Regions from separate parts of the Homo sapiens genome. Here region 1 is linked to region 2. Evidence: chromatin contacts called from ENCODE Hi-C data. All regions are on one chromosome and are shown on one strand. The core of a region is the stretch at or near the end of the contact, and the rest is flanking DNA. Distances in the headings are between cores, read along the strand shown.

Region 1 (5,139 bases), core at 2,352-4,851, 54 kb after region 2:
GATTCTCCCAAATACTTGTCCCATTGAGATAAATGCTTTTCTAGCTCCAGTGATTTCTCTTAAGTAGACTAATATTATAGAGCCTTGCATATTTCTAAATTAATCTCTTATTGCCCACATTGCATGTTTCTATCCCCTGTACATCTCTCAGAAATATATCTCTCTTGTCTTGCCTCCAGTAATAGGAAATGTAAATAATTCCTATTATGAGAATGTTTTCCATATTATCAACTCTACATTTTCTTCCCTGCACTCCTCATTCAACTCCTAGCTTTGCCCTCTAGGTCCAGAGAAGAAAATGCTGACATCTTTGCCTCTCAGAAGCTCACTAAGCATGCCAGACAGTTCTTGAGCCCTTTTTCCACCCCTCCCCACTCTCCCATCTGAATAAACTTTTCATTTCCTACCATTAAAATTTCTAAACGATGCTAAGACTCATAAACAAGGTAACTCATAGAAGAAAGAATGGAACTTGGGACTCTAGTTGCTCAAATTTTAAAATTAGATACAGTGTTAATTTCTAGTTTTATAAATGGCTCATTTAAGAAATTCATACCACAGCCACTAATGTCAGATGCCAAAACAAAGGTGATAATGTTTGCCTAATATGGGTGCCAAAATCATCTTTGAGCCAGGAAAATGTTGGTGACATTTTCTTTTCTCAAATTATTCATAGACTCAGAATTTTAAAGCTGCTCTTGTCACCCATACATTTCACAGATGATGAAACTGAGATCTAGAAGAATTATGTAACTAGCCCAAGGTTGGTTAGTAGCAACATTACAAGGCATTTCTGGACATCTCCCAAACAACAAATTATGATCCTATAATCTACCAATGCCTGTTCTTTCCTCCAAACTCCTCATTGCTTAATAGCGTTGGCTCATTAACTTTGCAAGAAGCTAAATTTACATTGTTATTAATTATAACAATGACAGATATGTGAACTAGAAATTTCTCTAAAGAATAGTCATCCCTCCTAATAATACCACAGACAAGGAAACCGAAGGCGAAGAAGGTCTTGATACTTGGAGAACACACTGCAATTTAGCAACAGAGCCAGCAATGGGGCCCATATCTTCTGTTCACAACCTAGAACTCTTCAGTGTTCTACACAAAAGATTAGCTAAACACCATCAATATTATAAAGCTGAGATTGTTTTCATCTAAAAATAGGCATTCGTGACTGGGAAAATCTAGTTCTTTTAACGAGTATATGAGTTCCGTCTTACGGAAGTACTGGGCTAGACAACCATTTGTCAGAAAGATTGTAGAAGGGAATTTGAACAACCAGTAGATGTTCAACTTCAATGACCTCTAAAGTCCTTCCACCTCTATTATTTGACCCTGGACTGCCCTGGAACTGGCACCTCAGTTAGCCAGGGCATTTGCAGAGGCATTGTGCAATATCCTGTGGGGGTCCCCTCTTCTACTGTAGGTTTGACTCTGCCCTGCTGTTTCAGGCATTGCTCTATATCCAATTTACATGCAATCAAATACTCTAAGCATAGAAAGTGTAAGGAAATGCAGTTCTGTCATTTCCAAAGACAGACTACACTGCTTAGCTTTCAAAATTGCCTTGCCTAAATGAGCACTCCATAACTGAGCCTCCACATTCAGCTTTTACAGTTTGTTCATGTACTATGCTACTATCAGAATTAATTATGCAGCATCTTCATGAGGAGAAATCAGATTTGGATGCAAGTTAGGAGAGAAAAGAAAATGGTGCACTTCCCAAAAGATTTTACTGTATCTGGTTCCCCTAAAAGTGCTGGAGTCCTTCCACACGCAGACAGATTTTGGATGGCAGTCCCCAGCTGAGTTAGCCATGGGAAGGAGGAAGTTGACATGTTTGAGAAATGAAGAATCCGCCAACTAGCAAGACTCTGAAGGCCAACACATTATTAACCCCCTCTTTTCTATGTCATTCCATTCCAGGCTGTAACTCAACACAAATCCGTCTGTTTGTTTTCCTACATGGCTACTAAATATTAAAATGTACTGATTTTGGACTTTTTCTTTTTTGGCATCATGAGTCCAAGAGAAGAGATGTTGATTTTTTTTTTTAATCTCAAAGGGGAAAAAAATACATTGAGTCAAGTTCTGAAAGTTAAAGGAAGCTTCACAAGTTGTCACACTGAATATTTTTACGTGAATGGGATTACCAAAAAAAAAAAAAAAATCAAACTATCTGATAGCATTCACAGAAGACAGGTGTTGCACAGATTTCAGAAGAACAAATTGATGCTCTGCAACTCAGTGCCAAACAAAACAAACAACAAAAACAACCTGACAAGGTACCACGAACAGAAGACAGAGTGATAAGCAGAGAGTGAGTGCCCAAATCTGGAAAGCTCTAGTTTAAAGGGCGAGGACATTTTCTCTCCTCAGTGCCTGGACAGCGAGGAGGGTGGGGGTATGGGGTCCTCAGGAAGGTTGGAAAGCAGGTGTCCTATCTGCCTCGGGCAGCCTCCACCAGCCTCCACCAGCCAACGATTGGTCTCTGAAGTCTAATCCACACACACCCTGCACTTCAGGGGTATGAAGGAAGGTTCCGGGGCCTCCTTCGCTGCCCATCAGCCCTGCCAGGCTGGGATGACCACATCAGTTCCGTCTGACACCAGCATCCGCACAATACAGGCAAAGCCCCTTCCCTCTCTTCGGAGGTCGGCACCACTTTTCTTCCAAACGGTATTTCCAAAAGGAGCACAACTTGAAGGAAGGAGCCCGGGTGAGAAAAGTCGAGTCTTTGACGGTTAGTCCCCCTCACGGGGAGCAGCGTCAAGAAAAGACACACATGTCAGGCAGGTGTACAAAGGCAGAGAAGGACGGGGAGAGAGAGAGAACCGGGGAATGGGAGGCGAAGGCAGGAAAGAAGGAGACAGAGGCGGGAGGTGCGGCACGGACTTGAAAGGACGCGCAGGATGTGGACGAAAGAAGAGAGTCAAGGAGAGGGAGAAGAAGGGAGGCAGTGGGGAAAGAAAGGGAAGAGATAAAGACTGGAGGCGGCGGGAAGGATGCAAGAATGCCCAGGCGCGGGGCCGCGGCTGGGAGGGGGCTGCGGGGACCGGCGCGCCCCTGGGAAGCCGCGGGCTGCGCTCCACGCGCGGGCGCCGGGGACGCGGGGTGCGCCCGCCGCTCACCTTTCAGGATGAGGGTGTCGATGTCCCGGTCGATGCCCAGGAAGTAGCACTTCCTCCAGAGGCCCGAGTAGGTGGCGAAGAGGGGCCGGCCGCACTCGGCGTCCAGCCCGCCGAGCCCCAGGAGCGAGCGCCAGGACTCGGGGTCGGCGCGCCCCGGGCCGCCCGGGAGCAGCCGGCGCCCCAGCGGGGGCGAGTCCCGCAGCGGCAGGTGCGACAGCGGCATCAGGCGGTTCTTCTGGTCCGGGGGGTCGGCGCCCGCGCGGCTGCGCTCGCAGCTCTCCTTGTGGCGCCGGGGGTCGGTCTCGTACCAGTGGTCGGTGAAGATGGCCGTGACGAGCAGCCCCAGGGAGCACAGGCTGAGGCCGAGGCTGAGCGCCGTGACGAGCGCCCGCGGCTCCATGGCTTCCCGCCCCGCCGCAGCCGCCGGTGGGCTCGCGCGCCGCCGCCAGACACAATGCACTTGGCCCCAGCTCTCCGCCCGCTCCCTCCCTCTTCCCCCCACCTGCCCCCCACCTCCCTCCTACGGCCTCCTCGCCCTGCGAGCCCGGCCCGGCTCGCTCCCTCTCCCCTGGCCTGATCTCGCCTCCCACCGCCCGCCCGCCCCCGGCCCGGCCCCCGGGCTCCTAGCCCTCCCCCGCGCCGCTCTCGCTTTCTTGCCCCCCTCCTCTTCCCCAGCCCCCTCTCCTCGCCCCGGCGCCCCCCACCCCGCGCACTCCTCTCGCCCCTCTCCCTACCTCCGATCCACAGTCCGCCCTCCTCTCCAGCGACCCCCCTTCCCCTTTTAATCTCTCCTCGCCGCCCTCATCCTCCTCTCTCCCCTTAACCCTGTCCCTACTTTCCCCCGACTTTTCTCCAACTCTTCCTCTCACACTTTCCCCCACTCATTTGCTCCTCTGCTCCCCGGCTCCTGGTGCATTTATATCCCGGCTCTGGACTCGGTGCCTCTCTCCACCTACCCCTCGGCACACCCCTCCCGTCCTCTTCCCTCCAACGACCTTAAAAGACATCCACCGACATAAGACTCACTCTTGTCACTTGTCCAAGTTGATTTTGATCAGTGTCCCGTTTTGTACCCAGGAGCAAATCCCATCCAGGTCGGGCTGCGTGGTAGCGTTTAACTCCTTGGAATCTTGATCTGGAGTCCGAAGGTCCCTTTGTCCTGCCGCCTGCCGCCTGCAGGATGAAGCCTCTGAGACCCCTAGGCAGCCAGCTCTATCTGTCGCGGCTCTTTCCCTCTCACTTGCCCATCGCTTAGCCTCTAAGCATTCTCTCTGCTCAAGCCCCTCTTCTGAAAGAAAAAGACACCGAGTGTCAGTGGAGCGATAGAACGATGACCAGAGATTTTTCTCCCACTTCATTTCAACCTGCTATGAGATGGACTTCTTTTTTCGTTGACTACGTCCATCTCCCGCCAGACTGACTGGCCTCCTGGAATTTCTAGAAGAGCCTGGAATCAATGAACCCTGGCAGTGGCACCTGCTCCATGAGGTGATTATTGCCTTTGCATACAGCAAGCCCCCAGTAATAAATCAAAGTAATGATTTTCTCCTGTGCAGGTTTCCTTCTTGGGCTGGGGGGTGGGGGTCAACAGCAAAGCAATGCTACACACCAAAGTCAACACCTGAGCCTGGGGCAGTTCTTCCATCTTCCAGTCACAGAGGTTACTTCCAAGAATGGCAGGCAGATTCACATTTTCTAAAATGAGGAAACGCTAGGACCCGGGGTGCTAAGAGTTAATCACTTGTGCGGTATAGTCAGTCTATACCACAGAGGTGCAATACACTCGTGCCACTCAATGCCCTTGTGGTCATGTCAGAGACAGAAAACCATGCTGCACTGGCCCAGGGATGAAAATGCTTGTGTTCTTATGCTATGAAATATTAATGATGAAGAAATTATGAGGCATTCATTACATGCTAAATGTCATTACTCCATGATTTAATGGGACTTATTAATTAGTGCCCTACATCAATTGGTATTAATATGCTTTATATCC
Region 2 (4,976 bases), core at 937-3,436:
ACATCATTATCCTTTTTTAGGCCGTTTGTTTTCAATTACCAGAGTAAAACCCAAACTCTTTACTGTGACCAGCAAGCCTCTGCCTACCTTGGCAACCTCACCTGCACCACTCTTCCCTTGTTCTTTCTGCTCTAGACCCATGGTCCTGTCTCCTTCCTCTCTGCAAAACATTCACTTAGAGACCTAAGAGAAACCAAGCATAGCCAGACCTTATAGTAGCAGGCAGTATTTTATAGTGAATGCTGAAGGGGAGAAAAAAATTGGAAATAAAAACAGAAAAAATGCTATCTTCTTTTATAGCCAGCCAATCTGTTTTCCTCTTACAGGGGCTCCAGGCAGACATATTCTAATGTTTTAGGACAATTAGAAATCTTGCTTTGATGCCTGGCAAAACACAGGTTGCATATTAAGAGGAATATGTATTGCATAGCCAAGTTCCCAGTATGCAACTGGGTGCCCTGAGCATCTTCAAGCATTTGTGGTTGTCCTGCATGCAGCACAGAAAACTTCCTCTTCTTCCAGTCAAAGGGCAAGGCCCCAGAGAAATTCATATGCAATTTAAATGTGTTCTTCGTCAGGATAGCTATTTGCATTCAAAGGAAGTCATTTCTGAAGCATTCCTTTCAGAATTCCAATTAGGGATTTGAAACACACATGCACATAAATGAGAACGCTTTAAATTGAGGTGTAGAACCATATTGAGGTTACTAACTTAATGTTTGAGCCATCAAATAAATGTTCCACAGTAGTTCATAACACATTTTAAGTTACGTCTAGGTTGGTTTGGGTTAATAGTCCCTTTAATTATTCTAATGAGGTTTCCTTGCTTGCCAAGCTATATTCTCTTTCCATTTAGCCTCATCACACGACTGTACATTTTTTATGGGCTCCCTAAAATTGGTGCTAAGGGAGTCAGCTCTGTCCAGGGAAGAAAAGAGTTTATCTATGACTCTGAATCCATGTATTGATTCCACAAAGATTTAAGAGCACCTACGGTCTACCAGGCACTGGGTGGGCTGAGCACCGGGACAAGGCACAGATTCCTCCTTGAAAGAGTCTATGATCTGGTTATGGGTTGCCAGGCAATTCATGTGCGGAGCGTAACTGGTCAGGAAAGGATTTGAAGCAATGCAGCATGTTTGAGGAAGGTGTCCGGGAGTGTTGTGTAGAAGCTGAGACACAAGGAAAAGTCAGAATAAGCCAGGCAGAGGAGGGGGTGTCCCCAGCAGAGGAAAGAGCCTGAGCAAAGATCTGGAGTGGGTGGTTGCCTAGGCAGTGTGAGTATCCCACCTGCACCAGCCTCCATCAGGTGGTATATTTTGAGCTCGTGGGCCCCCATTCACCTGAGTCCCGGGTTCCCAGGTTTTTATTCCCTCTAGCTCACTTGTGGGGGCACACTTTTGTCATTCTCAGACTTCAATTTCGAATAAGAAATCTTTAAGAGGCACCCCCCACCCGGCCCTTGCAAAAAGTTAGTATTTTTTTAACTTGCCAGGGCTAGATTCAAATAATGAGAATGTTGTGAAGTATGAAATGCACAGCCAATGGGAATGTAATTTAAAAGAAACTTATTTTAGTAATTGAATAACTTTAACCCTGGACTTACAAAACAATTTAGGGCCAAAAAGAGTAAGCTTAATTTTTTTCACTATGTCCTTCACTGCATTTTTCTAGAACATAAGCTTTACCAGGGCAAAAACCTTTGTCTGTTTTGCTTCATTAATGTTTCCCAAGTGCTAGAATGTGAGCACATAATAGCCATTCAGTAAATATTTGTTGACTATATAAGAAATGTTATGGGGGCTATTATGTTCTGTGGAGGTTTCCCATATCCTGGGAAATCTCGATTATCGAGGGTCCATGGTAGTCCTTGAAAGATGAGGGAGGCTTCCCCGAGAATGGACAACACTGGTTCTAATACAGCAAATAAACCAAGGACAAGTCTGTTAAAAAGGGGGGTGTGTGGGACAGAGAGAACATAGAACAAAGGATTTCAATAAATTATTCTGTCCTGCACAGTACTGTGCAATCATTTCAATCATTCTTCATTCACAAGCCAGTTAAGAAAAAACTCCTAAGAGAAGCCCAAGGACTCAGGGCCAAATGCCCAGCACTGGCAACATTTGCCCACACTTGCGTGACAGTAAGTAGAAAGCGAGGAACCTTGGCCTGGCACGTTGGTTGCTTCGAGCTCACTTTGGCTGGAAGGCAGGGAGCCTCAGTCCTTGCCAGCACTCGTTTGAATCCTAAGTGAACTCCCCTGGCTTCGAGGCAAATCTTTCTGGTGTGTGAACCCTTCAACCTCCTGCTACCGCGAGGCTTTCTTCCACTCTCACCTCAAACCCCTAGGAAACTTCTCTGAAACTTCAAAAGTTACTCACTCAGACACTGCTTTGTTGGTTGGAATATAAATGTCCAAGAGTCTTGACATCTTCTATGGGGATCTTTAAAGAAGACTTCAAAGAAAGAGCTCTCCTGCTTTGAAAATAATTGACCCTTTCTATACGTCTCTGATCTCATCCAGAGGGACCAGTATATTAAAAGGCCTGAGAGAGTGCCAGTGAATACACTCATGAGCCTGTGCTGTGCCTGGAGCCACGGAGCCAAAGCTGGTGTGGTCGCCGGCATCCTCCAACCCCTTTCGGCCCTTACATGACAATATGTGGACACCATCACTTGGAAATCAGACTCTATCCTTTGGGAGTAGATGATCATTTTCCTTTTATGAGGACTAAATCAGTTTTTATAAAGAAGAAAGAAAAGAATCTTTTATGAAATCAAAATCTGAAACAGCATATTCTGGAATGGCGTCTTCTATTTTACAAGCTGTCTTTATCCTACATTGTGTGTAGAATCGGGAACAAGGGTTGGAGTTAAAAGGAAAAGCTTAGAAGTCGGCGAGTGCCCCACCCTCCGCTGAAAGATAAGCAAACACAACGGAAGAATTTTAACTGTTGTCCCAAACCCACACAGAGAAAAAGGATCGAGAAAAAAAAATGAAGCAAATGTTTTGAGTCTGATCCTCAGCTTATGAGTAACATAAAATAACAGCACTTACCTCATAGAGCTTTGGAGAGGATTAAGTGAAATAACACCACAGCCCAGTTACTGGCACATAGTAAGTGCTAAATAAGTGAGTTCGCTTTGTTAGTAGCTAAGGAGATAACCACGGTTCTGGCCCAAATGAGTGGCTCTCAATCACAGCTGTGTATCAGAATCATCTGGGATGTTTTTACAAAAATGCTCAAGCCTAGGCCCAGCTGTGGATATTCTGAGTTAATTGGTCTGGGGTGAGGCCCTGTTTAGGTACAGCTGAAGACCTCACCAGGTGACTCTGAGCAGCCAAGGTTGAAAATCGCTGCTTTAGGAGGTCCAAGAACAAAAACAGAGACCATGTATCCTTATGACTGGATACATACCAGGCAGATGGTAAACAGGGGAGGAAGAGGAAGAGAGAGGGGAAAATGAGAGAAAAAGAGAAGGAGAAGAAGAAAATTGTAAATAGTATAGGAAGGTTTAAAAACAAGTTTGAAAATGACATCTTTTGTCAATAGCAAGTGTGTGGTTGCTACAAAAGATAATAATGCCCAACCTAATTGAAATGAAGCAATTATTAAGTCTTAATAAGAGTCTTATTAAAACAACAGAGTTTTCCTCTGTCCTTATGGCTAGGGAGACCTGTTGACACAGCTAAAAGACATAGGAAAACACACCCAGATTAACAAGGGGGCAGTCATTTAATGCAGAAATCCAGTTAACATAAAGAGACAGAGGTTGAACAACAGGTCTTCAAACAATACTGCATAGTGTCACGAGTTAGCTCTTAAGCACGTTTGATCTGTTTATCTTATGATTTCGATTCCAGTACAAAGACAGAGAAGAGACTTAAAAAAAAAAAAACAATAAGGCAACAGAAGAAGAATCTTCCTGTGACAAGGAACGTCCACAAATAATGCACAAATATTTGGTGCTGACACAATAAGACACCATCAGGACAAGTTCTGAAGATGCTGCATTAAAATTTAACAAGCATGATACAATGACAAGAAAATTATACTCGCTTTGTTACGAATCCTTTTGCAAGTAGAAATGACTCTCGGGTAATTGTTACATACAAACTTTCTGAAATAAATGGAAATCATACAAATTTTTCCATTGCAGTTTCTTCTTTCTCTACACCTAGAAATGTCCCATGGCACTGCTCCCTATTCTCACAGTCAACGCATAAATAGTCATTAAAGCACTTGAATCCACAGTAGTCTTGTCCTTAGAAAGGTTGGGAGGTTTTGCATGATTTTCTATCAGTAATCCAGAAAGGGCTGGCAGGCAACAGGTTGGAATGTAAAAGACCGCTTTGTGCTTGGACTCCTGAACTCCGCGCTGTTCCCCTCAGGAGTCGCTCGCACTGTGGACAGGCCCAGTGAGGACAGTCATACCGTGGAGTCTCTGCCAGACTTTAGCTGTGCAATCTTGGTCCGGCTAATAAACGGATAAGCGATGCAGAGACCTCCAGCTGCCACAATAAAGCCTAAACTGCACCAGGCGCAAAAGATGGACCAGCTGTAACCATGTTCCACATCAGCAGGCAGGCTATAAATTAGCTTTGGGAGCCGGTTCAAATCATACGAGATACTGGCGGCATAAGTACAGAGGGAAATGGTGCAAAATATCCCTATAAATAATACAAAGAGAACAGAATGATTAGTTACAGTTTGCCTGTTACAAGACAAATGCCAGACAGGCCTTTATGAAAATCAGATCAACCACTGAGGCAGTCACTCCAAATTCACAAATGATCCATAATTATTTTACTTGAATTAATTCATATAACAAACATTGGCAAAACTTCTGTGTGCCAGACCCTACACTAGGGAATGGAGATGCAGGAGTGAAAGAGACAGGAAAATTCTGATAACCTGAATTATTCAGAATTATCTAATTCAAATGGTTATATATATTGGAATTCTTTTTTTATT

The links. A loop is a pair of places that touch in the nucleus more often than their neighbours do.
Region 1: a loop to region 2 is called in a map of ascending aorta, with 2.2 times the contacts of the local background. The contact joins the promoter of TMEM178A here to the enhancer-like site in region 2. A Hi-C loop is called at or near these places in 1 of 168 maps with a recorded cell type or tissue (ascending aorta).

The regions. Positions count from the first base shown.
Region 1 is chr2:39,664,379-39,669,517 of GRCh38, reverse strand. It overlaps TMEM178A (transmembrane protein 178A), which reads right to left and starts at 3,601. Exons shown (of 4, transcript NM_152390.3): 1 at 3,144-3,601. The coding sequence starts at 3,543.
Region 2 is chr2:39,716,706-39,721,681 of GRCh38, reverse strand. It overlaps TMEM178A (transmembrane protein 178A), which reads right to left. Exons shown (of 4, transcript NM_152390.3): 4 at 3,719-4,672. The coding sequence ends at 4,431. Among named protein-coding and RNA genes, the nearest start is that of TMEM178A, 53 kb to the right of the region's middle. RefSeq lists enhancers at 1-159, 160-661. Within about 2 kb of position 2,186, at least 5 of the 41 ENCODE cell types and tissues checked have a DNase peak (open chromatin) inside an H3K27ac peak, as active enhancers do; they include ascending aorta, where a contact is called at or near this core.